Linked DNA regions of Mus musculus: regions 2 and 3 are each linked to region 1. Evidence: chromatin loops called from intact Hi-C (ENCODE). Cell type or tissue: heart. All regions are shown on one strand.

Region 1 (4,000 bases):
ACAAACGAATCAAGAGTGATCCTTACGGGGTGATTTTCCAGAATGGAGAAGACCTCACTCCCTCATAGGGGACACTTGGGACTTCCCATTGATACATCCAAAAAGGGAGCTGAGAGTCTAGCTTTCTGGCTGCCTTGGGTTTGAGCTTAGAAGACAGCCACCTCCTCAAGCATCCCTCAGTTCAGTGACTAAGCCATCCATAGGCTGATTTGGCCAAGGGCATCCTTTAGATACATTGCCCAGATGAGGTAGCTGAGATTTGGGAAATAGTAAGACTCTCATCCAGAAATGGTAAATTGCATTTAATGGTTCAGGTGTCCTGAGATCACTGGTTAGTTAACTAGTTAACCTTAGCCAGCTTCAGGGTTGGCTTACACATCTGTATATGTGCTGAGGAAACACTTAAGGTACAAACTCTTCTCTTGGATTCGATAGCAGCTGTTGACAAGACTGTCCGATGCAGTTCGTCAGGTCCCTCTCAGCTTTGTGGATGGCTCCATCCTTCCCTCTTGCCCTTCTTTTGTCCATCCTTCATCCTATACTTTTTTTTTTTTACAAAGAGCCTTTGTGTTTTTATATATTTCATAGAAAATTTTATAGCAGTTGCAGGTAAACTGTCAGGATTGGTTTTTAAAATATTTTTGTAACTTTTAAAATATTCTATAAGTATGCATGTGATTTAACATTTAATATTTGAAGATAAATCTCTTGCTGGATTTGAGAGTACTGCATTTTAGACGCCTCATAGATAATCTCTCTTCTATAACTGGATATTTTCGGCAAATTTGTGGGGAGAGACTTCTGGTTGTCTTAAAGAAATCCCTGACGCTGGCCACAGGCTGCCTTTGAAAAATCGGGTGTACTGTTGTTACATTGTTGTTACATTGTTCACTTTTAGCGGTGTATTGTTACATTGTTCACTTTTAGTGCTGGTGTCTGTTTATGTTTTTAAGCAATCGAGGCTGAGAATTAGAAGAGAAATGAATGTAGAGAGAGGTAGAGAGAGAAACACAGACTCTAAGGGGGGGACTGAGGAATGTAGTCTGCAGGTTCAGGCTCTTCGCAAGACGTTGGAAAAGGAGTCAGTACTGTAAAATATGTGCTGCGGTGAGCTTTGACAAAGATCTGTTCCATATGCTATCTGCTTTGGGGAAAAGTAAATCAAGGATAACGATCCCTCTGACCCATTTTGTAAGCCGACACTAAGGACATCCATTTATTTGGAGGCAGAAACCAAGTCATGTATAATACGAGTTTAGTTGAGTTCAATGAGATGTTGATGGGGAGAGAATGCACTAAAACCAAAACCAAACCAAAAACAAAACAAAACAAAAAACAAACCTTCTGTATTTGGTTGGGGCATGGTAGAGCTAACATTCACACACTAGCATGCTGGGTTCCATCCTCAGTGTGACAAATAATGAGCAAAACAAGCAGAAAACATGGATGTATGGTGAAGTTAGACTTATGTTGTATAAGATGAGTTTATGGACACACGTATTCCAGAAGGGTCATACATCAGTGTAATACAGATCATTGCAAAACAAAAGCAGAAAGCCATGTTACTATCCTGTGTAAGGATGTTCAGGCATCTGATCTGGAGGACCTCGTACCCTGTACAAGGCTTTTGTTGTCCCAGAACCCTCCCTTGGCACATGCTGGGTTGTGCTTCCTTTTGTAAATGATTTTCAATGGAATTTTGCACATAATACATTGTAATACTGTACAATAATCCTATGTAAAATAATTTTTGCAATATTCTTCAGTTGTCTTTTTTGTTGTTGGTGGTGGTGGTGGCAGCTATTTGTTTGAGTCAGAATATAATCATGTACCCAAAGATGCTGTGCAAGTGTACATGACAGTGGCTGGGGCTTGGTGGCCTCTGCCTTTTACCATAGCACCCAGGAGGCAGAGGCACATGGATCTCTGTGAGTTGCAGGCAAGCTGTGCTACATAGTGAGACCCTGTTTCAAACATCCAGGGGCGCAAACACACATGTGTACGCATGCACACAGTACACAACCATGAACTCCACGTTGATCTGGTAGTTTTGAAGAGCAAATAGGACACTGCTCCAAAGCTTATGGACCAATGGAACAGAAATCAAAAAGCGAAGAGAACAGTTGGTCCATGGCCCACAAGTATTTGCACGATTATCCAGCCCAGTACTTGGCTTAGATGGCTCCAGAGCAAATCACAACTGATCTGAACTCAGAGCCAGGCAGGGTCCTGCAGACAACTCCTCCCTGTCCTTAGGCAACCTCTGCTGTATCCTGGCTGAGAGTTAGGATTGCAAAATCTGCTAGCATCGCAGGCCTGATCCTCTGCTGGGTGTTCTGGGGATTGCAGCCATGCGACTGCTAAGTGCCCATTGCATCCCTGTGGATAGGGAGAAGGGAAGTTCAGAGGGTTTCTGGGATATCCATAAGATAGCTACTTCAGAGACCAGAAGGAAGGCTGACTGAGCTTGCTTTCAATGTTTGGAGCGAAGAGACACTGCTCGCGACATCTGTCCAGTTGCCCTCCCAACTCTGCAAATTTAGACGATGAGGCTGTCCTTAGGCTGAGGTACTCCTCTTAGATTAAAAGCGGGTCACGACATCCAAATTAGGCAGTTCGAGCAGGCCCCGTGAGAGCAGAGTCAGAAAAGCTAGAATGAGCAGAAGAAAACATCACAAGACTTGCCCTGGTTTGTCATTGGGCAATGCTTCCCTGGCAGAGTTTCAACACATGTGTCTTCAGTTTTCCCCCCACGCAGGCATTTCTCACTTCTCAGTTTGTCAGGAAACAGGCCCTGGTGGAGTTTGGATAGGGTAAGAGCAGAGTAAAAATATACATGCTGGACGGAGGGAGAGGAGGGTGCACTTCCAGACCTAAAAATATCTTGAATGGCAGCCAGAGGAAGGAATTTTGTTTTTGATGTTGGACAGACTGCCAACTATGACCCCCTTAGGGACACAGAAAAAAAAGAAAGAAATGGAAATTGTTAAGGTTGTTTGTATCATGTGGAAGTTACTTTAAATCTACAAGCAAATGCAAACTAAAGGAAGGAAGCTGGGCCTGACTGCTTCCATTCACAAAGGCAGCCTCACTGCCCTAGCAGCTCTGACCTTCCTCTTCTGGAAGAAACATGAAATAAAAGGGGCCTGTGGTGTTTAGGAGCCTGGCTCTACCCTCAGGTGTCTGGGAAGACTCACACAGGTGGGGATCTGTCTATGTGGGACACGTGGTGTAATTGCCCAGAAGTGTCTGAGAACAAAATGGCGACTCTCTGTTTTCAGACCATTCGAGTATGGGTAAATTTGAGACCCAAATGTTGTTTGCCATTTGGTGATCCTTAGTCGTGTGGGGAAGATGACCTTCTCCACAAGTCACATTACAGTGCCGAATCACAAGCAGATGGCGGGAAAGGAGAGGGAGGGAAGAACTGGCATTTGTTTCAGGAAACATGTTCCATACTGAAAAGGGTCTGTGTTTTAGCATCAATGAGTGGGTAGCAGCTGGCCCAGACTTCCACATGAATATTGACTCTGTTGGGGAAGGAACCATAGGGAGTTTAAAAGAACAAAACAAAACAAAACAAAAAGAGGGAAGCATATTTGGAGTTAGGAGTGTAGCTTGATAATACAGGGCTTGTGTAACATACTCTTGGTCCTGTGTTCGATACCCAGCATGCACTGCACACGCACGGCTACCCACCACTCCTCACTCCCACCTGTACCCCCCACACACACACACACCCACCAGGAACTCACTCAGAGATCCGAAGGGTATCAGTACTCTTCATTTTACATTTTGTTGATGTCATTTGATGTTTAAGACAAGTTTCACCATGTACCCTAAAACTGGCCATAAACTTGCTGTGGTCCTCCTGTCTCTGACTCCTGAGTCAGAGACTTTGTTTTCTTTTCAGACTAAGAGATTGAACCCAGACTAGATAGGTGCTTTACTATTGATCCCCACCCCAGTTCAGTCCAGAGCCAATACTCCTTTGTTGTCA
Region 2 (4,000 bases), 77 kb before region 1:
CTCAGTGCATAGCCTGTGTTCAGTGCATAGCCTGTGCTCAGTGCAGGTCCTGGACTTCCTGCACGCCAGAATTGTAAGAAATAAACCTGTTGTTTATAAATCACCCCAACCTCAGGTACTCTGTTATAACAGCATAAAACAGTATGTTGCAGATTATTTTTTCTCACTAGTGAGAAAATCAATAGCTTTTTGAAAAGACTTATATTATGTGTTTAAGTGTTAGGCCTTATGTGTATGTCTGTATACTCTCTGTGTGTGTGTGTGTGTGTGTGTGTGTGTGTGTGTGTGTGTGTGTACTCGCACACACACACACAGTGCCCATACTGTTTGGAAGAGGGTGTTGGATCCCTTAGAACTGAAGTTTTGGGTGGTCATGAGTCACTATGTGGCTGTAAAATCCAGGTCACCTTCAAGAGCAGCAAGTGTTCTTAACTGCTGAGCCATCTCTCCAGCCCCAGATCAACAGCTTTGTTTTGTTTTGTTTTGTTTTGTTTTGTTTTGTTTGTTTGTTTTTTCGAGACAAGGTTTCTCTGTGTAGCCCTGGCTGTCCTGGAACTCACTTTGTAGACCAGGCTGACCTCGAACTCAGAAATCCACCTGCCTCTGCCTCCCAAGTGCTGGGATTAAAGGCGTGAGCCACCACCGCCCGGCCAGATCAACAGCTTTAAGAACTGTTTCCAAGTAGCAGAAACTATTAAATGAAGAGTCAGTGGAAGACCAGGGTCATAGTGTCTTACTGCACTTGGGAGACTGGGGCAGGATGATCTTGAGTTAGAGGCTAGCCTGGGCTAAGCCTCTAAGACCTTGTCTCAAAAACAAACAAAAATCAACCACATAACACATATAAAAGGCAAATATAATCAGTGCATGAAAAAATACCCCCCCTTTCTTCACAGGTTTTGTCCCACCCCACTTTGCCCCTTTCTTATTCCTGAGCCCTCTTCCTCCCCTCCCTACTTCTTCCTCTTTCCTCCCTTCCTCTCTCTTCCTTATTTCCTTGCTTCCTTTTGTCCTTTTCTCTCTGAGACATTATATCCCAGGCTGGCCTCTAAGTTGTAATTCTCCTGCCTCAGCCTCCAGAGTGCTGGAATTACAGGCATGAATCAACTGTACTGTCTTTTTTTTTTTTTAAAGATTTATTTATTTATTATATGTAAGTACACTGTAGCTGTCTTCAGACACTCCAGAAGAGGGCGTCAGATGATGGTTGTGAGCCACCATGTGGTTGCTGGGATTTGAACTCCGGACCTTCGGAAGAGCAGTCGGGTGCTCTTACCCATTGAGCCATCTCACCAGCTCCAACTGTACTGTTCTTAAGAACAGCATTTTGAACTGGTTTTAACATCCTCTGCAAGGCAGCTATCTACCAGGATTGATTTAACAATTATTTAACCAGTGATTATCTAACATTTATTTGGCCCATAAACAGCACAACTTTATACAGTTCAACCTAATGCTTAAAGACATATAAGAAAATAAAAAAACAAAAACAAATTTTATGATGTTCTGTTTTCTACTAAACAAATCCTGGGTGGTTTTTGGATCGTTCCCAAGCTAGAATCTGGTTTTATAGTCTGGGGCTTTGTCCAAAGAGTCAAACAAATTGATATTCCAGGTGGCACCGAGTTTGACTTGTTGATGCCCAGTGGTAACTCTGTGTGTGTTTATTAACTTTGTTATTTATTTTATGTGTATGACCGTTTTGCTTACATGTCCATCTGCATATCACTCATATCACTAGCAGTACCCACAGAGGCCAGTAGAGGGCATCGGATCCCCTAGACCTGAAGTTACAAACAGTCTCGAGCTGTGAACCTTACTCCCACCTACTAGAGAAGCAGCTTGTGTTCGTAACCACTGAGCTGCATCTCCAGCCCCACCCCACCCCTCAGCCATAAAACCTTTTTTCCAGTTTTGCATTGTTCTTTTAACTATACAAGTAGGCTCTGTGGGCTGAACTGATACATTGACAGGGAACCTTGATGTTAACCCTGAAACTCCTCAAGCCGCTCTCTGAAGGGGTTTGTCTGAAGCCTGGAAAGACACCGGAGCTATCAGACTAGATTTTTGTTTCCTAGGCTTTGTGTTTCCCCAAGGGTGCCTGTGCACTACGCACATTTCCCCTTGCTCAGGCTTCTGGTTCAGCCACAACAGGATGCCTCCCAAGACCCCAGGTCACGCCCACAGAAATGAAGGCACTGGATTGGGGAACCCAGAGGCAGGGCAGATTTGGTAAATCCCAGGATGCTAGTCCCCCCTGCACATGGTGTGTCTGTCACTTAACATGACAACCAAACAGGTCACTAGAACTTAGCTCATGCAACCTCGGACCTCTTCATCCTGAGCTTTGTGAGAGCATCAATCAGGGCGTCTCAGATCTGAGCTTTGCAGGATTTCCGAGTCTTCCAAGGTGTGTGCAGTCCCTGGTGATCTGTGACATAGAGTTTAAAATTAGAAATAACTTGAATTTGGTGGAACACAATCATTTATTGTTCTTCCTCATTGTAACCTAGAACCTTATAACATTTTATTTTTCTTTATGATGGGTCTCACCACATACACAGCCCAGGCTGGCCGGGAACTCATTATGTGGCCCATTCTAGTCTCAAAGTCAAAGATCTTCCTGCCTCTGCCTTCAGAGTGCTGGGATTGCAGGAATGGCTCACTATGCCTGGTTTATGAACACTTCGTAAAATATAAAACAACAATGAAAAATACAAAGTCAAGTTTAAAACACAATTGCTAAAGCAAACCAGTGCTGTAGAAAGAGTGAAAACATATAGAAGTCCATTCTTCAAAGTGCTTCTGTTCTATAGCACATCACTGAACCTGAAAACATAGGCATAAGCAGAAAGGGGAGGCCACTGGCGTGTCTGTGGGCCAGGGCTCTGGCAGTGATACTGAGTCTGTGATATGCCTAACCATATTCCCCGCAGCCTCCACCATGTTGATGAGCCATGGCTGGCAACATGGAACCATCTTTGTTTTCTCTGACCTTTTGGCACATGAGGCTCACAATGTATTATCAAGAGGAGCATGCTTTAAAGCAAATGGTACCACAGTGAGACCTTATATTGTGGTAAAGGGAGCAGACCTGAGCATAATGCTTTAGGAAAAACTTTTTAACTTAGCTTACAAAACAGCGCGTTTCACTGTCACAATAAATGTACACACACACACACACACACACACACACACACTTTGTCCATGTTACCCTCCACTATCTTCCCTTTTACTCCTCTTCCCATCCAGCTAGTCCCTTTCCTCAGCCCAGATAGTTCTCATCCTGGTTTCATATCCCATATGTGTATAGGGCTATGGATGGATAGATGGATGGATGGATGAATGGATGGATGGATGGACAGATAGACAGACAGTTCTAGATTGCACACAAGAGAAACCAAGCAATGTGTAGTCTTTCTGTCCCTCATGATATTCCTATTCTCACCTCACTTCTCCTCCCTTTGGACCTCGCCCTCCTCTCATCATTATCCCTATTTTGGCAGGGGGAGGGGCAGTTGTTTCAAGACAGGTTTCTCTACGTAACCCTGACTAACCTGGAACTCTCTAGACCAGGCTGGCCTTGAACTCACAGAGATCTGCCTGCCTTTGCCTCCTGAGTGCTGGAATTAAAGGCATAAGCCACCAACACATGGCTTCATTAGTGCCTTTTTACTTCATGTCACATGTGTCTGTTCGCGCACAGCACACACACACACACACACACACACATCCCACATACAAAACAAAAAAACAAGCTAACCATCTCTCTGAGTCTTCAGCAGACCCTTTATAGTAGCTATCATAATTTCTCCTACTTCCCCATCCTGCCCAGCTGAGGATAAGGGACTATTCAGAGCTCTATCTCCTCAGTGTCCTGATTTACCCCTTGTCTGGAAGGCAAACAAACAGGGAAGTTAGCAAGAGGAAGCTGGGAGAAGGAAGAGCGCTCAGTTCATTCATGAGGACAGCTCTGGGCTTGGTGAACACAGCTCTACAC
Region 3 (4,000 bases), 55 kb before region 1:
AGGGAGAGGAAGTTGGGGAATTCCAGGTCAGTGTGGTTTTAGAAAAAAAATGAGATCTGACATCCCTTCATTAAAGAATTAATTACACAGGTGAGACTAGCTTGCGATTACAAATGCCCCAGAGAGCCATTCAATGTGCCTCAATTCTTGTTATCTAGGAAAGTTCTTTTTCCAAGGAGCATTTAAATTTTCTTCTCTTGATTACTAACAGTAGGAATGTATATTGTGAAGAAAACATACCTTAGAAAATAAAGTGATGCACAGTGATGCATAGGTTCTTCCGGTCCCTGGGGATGCTGGGACAGGAGGATGGGGACTCTGAGATCTGCGGGTGCTACGAAGAAAGCCCTATCTCAAAACAAACAAAACAAACAAACAAACAAAAACAGCTCAGGAGGGGGGGCAGATAACAAGTTCAAGGTTATCCTTGGCTACAGAGTAAGTTAGTAGTCAGTCTAAACTACAGAAGGCCCTGTCTCAAAAAACAAACAAAACCCAAACAAACAAACACACATGAGTTCACCTACAGAGGCAAAACCGGGTACTGTTCTTGTTGTATTGTATAAAAAGATAAGAGAGAGAAGGAATATGTTTTGGTGGAGGTGTAGTCAGGTATGGAGGAAGGGGGTACCTCCACGGGCCCATGCTAAGGTGACCCTTTCCCCTGAGGGACCAGCCACTCCTATAGTATAGAATAGAGTTTATTTAGGGCATGGGGAGGGGAGTTAAGAGGGTAGTAGAGAGAGAGAGAGAGAGAGAGAGAGAAAGTAAGAGGTGGGGGGAGGGGAAAGGAGGAGAGGGAAGGGGAGGGGAGGAGAGAAAAGAGAAGGATGGCATGTGGAGGGGGGGGGAGGGGAATGGAGAGAGAAGGGGAAAGGAGGCGAGGACAGGGAAGGAGCCAGAAGGCAAGAGCAATAGAGAGCAGAGGAACAAGCAGCCCCATTTATAGCGAGTCAAGCACACCTGGCTATTGCCAGGTAACTGTGGGGTGGAGCTTAGACAAAATGCTGACATTCTATCTCTTTGCTGTTTTATCTCAGCAGTGTGTAGTCCCCCATTTTTGTCTTACATTACTAAATATATGAAATGAGTGTTTGTCAACTGACGAGGGTGTTTTTGTTTTGTTTCTTTTAACATTCTGGTTCTGCTTTGGGTTTGGGGTGTTTGTGTGGGATGGTGTTTTTCTTCATTTGTGTTGCTGTCATTGCTTGTGCTCCGTCAGCATCTATGTTGTTGATCTACTCTTAGATCCTCCTACTTCAGCTTCCCTAGTGTCTGCGACTACAGACCTGTGCCAGGGCCCTCACTGGAGTCCCTGTTTTAACCAGTGGCACCATTCTGTGTCATGGTTGGCGTCTGTGTCGACAGTAGACTTTAGCCACCTGAGTGTAACACTAGCAACACTCTAGGGCTAGATTCACTTCATACCTTTATTTTTCTTTGTTCTTAAGGATCAAGCCCATGGCCTCATGCATCCTGCTACGGAGGCAGGTGACGACTACTACTATGCTGTAGCCCTGCCCTGTTTTATCTGACAGCTTTGCCTCCTGGCTAACTCCGCTCTGCCAAAGCTGTGTGCTTAGTTAGAATTCTGCTGGCGAGTCGGTCTTGCTAAGCAATAGCATCAGCGTCGCACAGCCGGAAGCACTTAAGTCGTAGAAACCACGCATGTAGGGATTGCATGCCTGTCTGTGAAGCTGCAGGCTGGGGGGTAGAGCCAGCTTGGCTCCTCCTCCTGCCTGAGCTCAGCTCCAAGGGCAACCAAGACAACAGGCTCTTTGTTTCCATTTCTTATTTTTACAAGAACAAATGAAAGCCTTTGCCAGGGCTGACTCCATATCTGGCCTTTTCATCTGGAGCCGAAGAGGAAGCTGCAGAGTGGGATTGCCCCCATCACCGTTCCACCCCTACCCCACCCCCAGTCTTTCTTGTGTAAAAATGGCTGCCCTAGGTGACACCATCAGGTTTTGTCCCCCAATTCTCAGTACTTTACTCCTGGGCCTCAGGAGGCAACAATTTTTAAAAATCAAACGAAATCCTTTAAAGAAAAATGTGATTTTTTTTTCTTCCTCATAAATATCCCCCTGCTGTTCATCAGTAGAAATCACTTTCAGGAAGTTGCAGCTTCCTCCGGCAAGAAGCAATAGCCCTCAGCCACATGGAAATCAAATCCATACCCAAAATATAGTAGGGTTTCGTTTTCCTTTTAGAGTTTGAAGGGATAAGAGGTCTTCAGGGAATTAAAGCGGTAACATGTAGGAGGCTGGGAAGCTTCAGAGGTTGAAAATATGGACCCTAATATAATGTAATATAATATAATGTCCTTGCCTGCCGTGCTCAAGGCTCTGGCTTTGACCTCAGTACCACAATGTGAACAGAAAGGCAGCCACAACTCAGAAAAGTGGGCCTGTGTGGATTCTGGGGGGGTTGGTTTTTTTTATCCTTTTCACCTCGAATAGGAGTTAAGTTGGATGGCTCAACTATCTCTCCCAACTCAGCTAAATATGCAGGGATTTTACAAAATTGTGACTCTCCGGTCCTAGGCCATTACCCTCCCCTCTGTGTCTTGGCTAGTAGGTAGAAGGTCCCTCAGGCCATCTGCCAACCTTTGTGCTATAAGCCAGACTTGCACACTAGAGTCTTGTGTCATCAGGAATACATCTGGGCCTCCTTTCGCCTCCAGGCTTAATGTTACCAAGAGGGTTTAATTTAGCCTTGAGAGTCAGGAATTGCTGCCGTGCCTGGAGGTGTTAAGCAATCACCATATAGCAACTAACCAGTAGGTGTTTTTGAAATTGAAGGTTTCTGGGAAGTTTTGTGTTCTTGGCATATGTGTGAGGAATTGTTATTTATGCCAGAAATATTTTTATCAGATGCACTTTTTTCCTGTATGGGCTCTTTATATTTCTTCATAAGGAACCTATATTTTTCCCAAAAGAGTTGACCCTCAGCCCAACCATCTGTCACACACCACCACCACCCACCTCCCAAGCCAAAGCCCGGGATTCATCTCCCACTAAATGTGGTCTCTGATTGGCCACTGCCGGCCATTTTGCTATAGGATCAAGGATCTTCTAATACATGAACAAAATCATGGTAGACACAAGACTCTATCCTCTGTCCAGTCCTTAGTTCTTAAGATGGCCTGAGCACTAACCTCTCAAAGCAAGAATCCTGGACCATCCCTTGAGGCACTCACATGTACCAGGGATGGGTTGTTAGATTTCAGATCAAAGAGAACTCAGGAGAAGAATGCTAAAGCCCTTTTGGTCTGTGTTCAATGCTCCACCTAGTATTGTTTCTCCAAGCCTCTGTCGGGGTGCCTGCTTTAACTGAAGGGTTATTCTCATCAATGCTATCTATTTTCTGGTTTCTCTTGTAAGCCTTAAGCTCTTTCTCCCAGTACTGCAATAAGCACTCTGTATTTGGCAACTTTAGACAGAGTGTTTGTCAATGGTGTCCTACTTTGTCCTTGCAAATCGAGACTAAATGTTGTGATTGGCTTTATACCCTAGGACTAGAAAGACTGTAAGAGGAATCCATGAGCAATGAGGAAGGAGCTGCTAAAACCTCAGAAGTATCACTCTGCAAAGAATGAGGCTGCTTCCTGCCCAAGGCCCCAAGATGGCCAAAGGCATGACTACCTTGACCATCCATTTCCAGATAAACACACAAACAAGAACCCTTTGTCTCCTGAGGCTAGAACTAAGCAGCCAGAGACTTCTTATCTGAGCACCTGGATGAGGGAAGAGCTGTGTCTAAGGTTGAACATAAGGATCCCAAAGTGAAGCTCAAACCAAACACGCAAGAACGTCTCCTCTTGCTCAGGAGCAAGGACTATCCACCTACTACCTCCCACTCAAGCCTCTGTCATGCCTGCTCTGGGCTGACCCTGAACATGGTTCATGTGAGATCAAAATGTGAAGGGGTAATGCTTTGGAGATGTATAGACAGCAGTGAGGAGATTACAGTAGCTGAAAGAGATGCGGGGGTGGGGGTG

Evidence for each region. Peaks named below come from ENCODE experiments on the same cell type or tissue, not always from the same donor. Only the 100,000 strongest peaks of a DNase experiment are listed, where the experiment ranks them.
Region 2: it touches region 1 in a loop (2.5-fold over the local background); 5 of 42 quality-filtered maps call a loop at or near these places.
Region 3: a loop joins it to region 1, with 4 times the contacts of the local background. A loop is called at or near these places in 5 of 42 quality-filtered maps.

What each region holds. Positions count from the first base shown.
Region 1 is chr2:145,885,856-145,889,855 of GRCm38, forward strand. Rin2 (Ras and Rab interactor 2) reads left to right here. Exons shown (of 13, transcript NM_028724.4): 13 at 1-1,761. The coding sequence ends at 68. The region is part of intron 2 of Gm39954 (a long non-coding RNA gene); the gene reads right to left. Among named protein-coding and RNA genes, the nearest start is that of Gm39954, 6.3 kb to the right of the region's middle. In heart, a CTCF peak has its summit at 2,340; DNase peaks (open chromatin) are centred at 2,316 and 2,696; H3K27ac peaks cover 2,095 bases.
Region 2 is chr2:145,809,090-145,813,089 of GRCm38, forward strand. All of the region lies in intron 2 of Rin2 (Ras and Rab interactor 2), which reads left to right. Among named protein-coding and RNA genes, the nearest start is that of Rin2, 25 kb to the left of the region's middle. In heart, a CTCF peak has its summit at 1,756 (motif pointing right); a DNase peak (open chromatin) is centred at 3,952.
Region 3 is chr2:145,830,882-145,834,881 of GRCm38, forward strand. All of the region lies in intron 4 of Rin2 (Ras and Rab interactor 2), which reads left to right. Among named protein-coding and RNA genes, the nearest start is that of Rin2, 47 kb to the left of the region's middle. In heart, a CTCF peak has its summit at 2,071; DNase peaks (open chromatin) are centred at 1,750, 2,170 and 2,608; H3K4me3 peaks cover 509 bases; H3K27ac peaks cover 1,866 bases.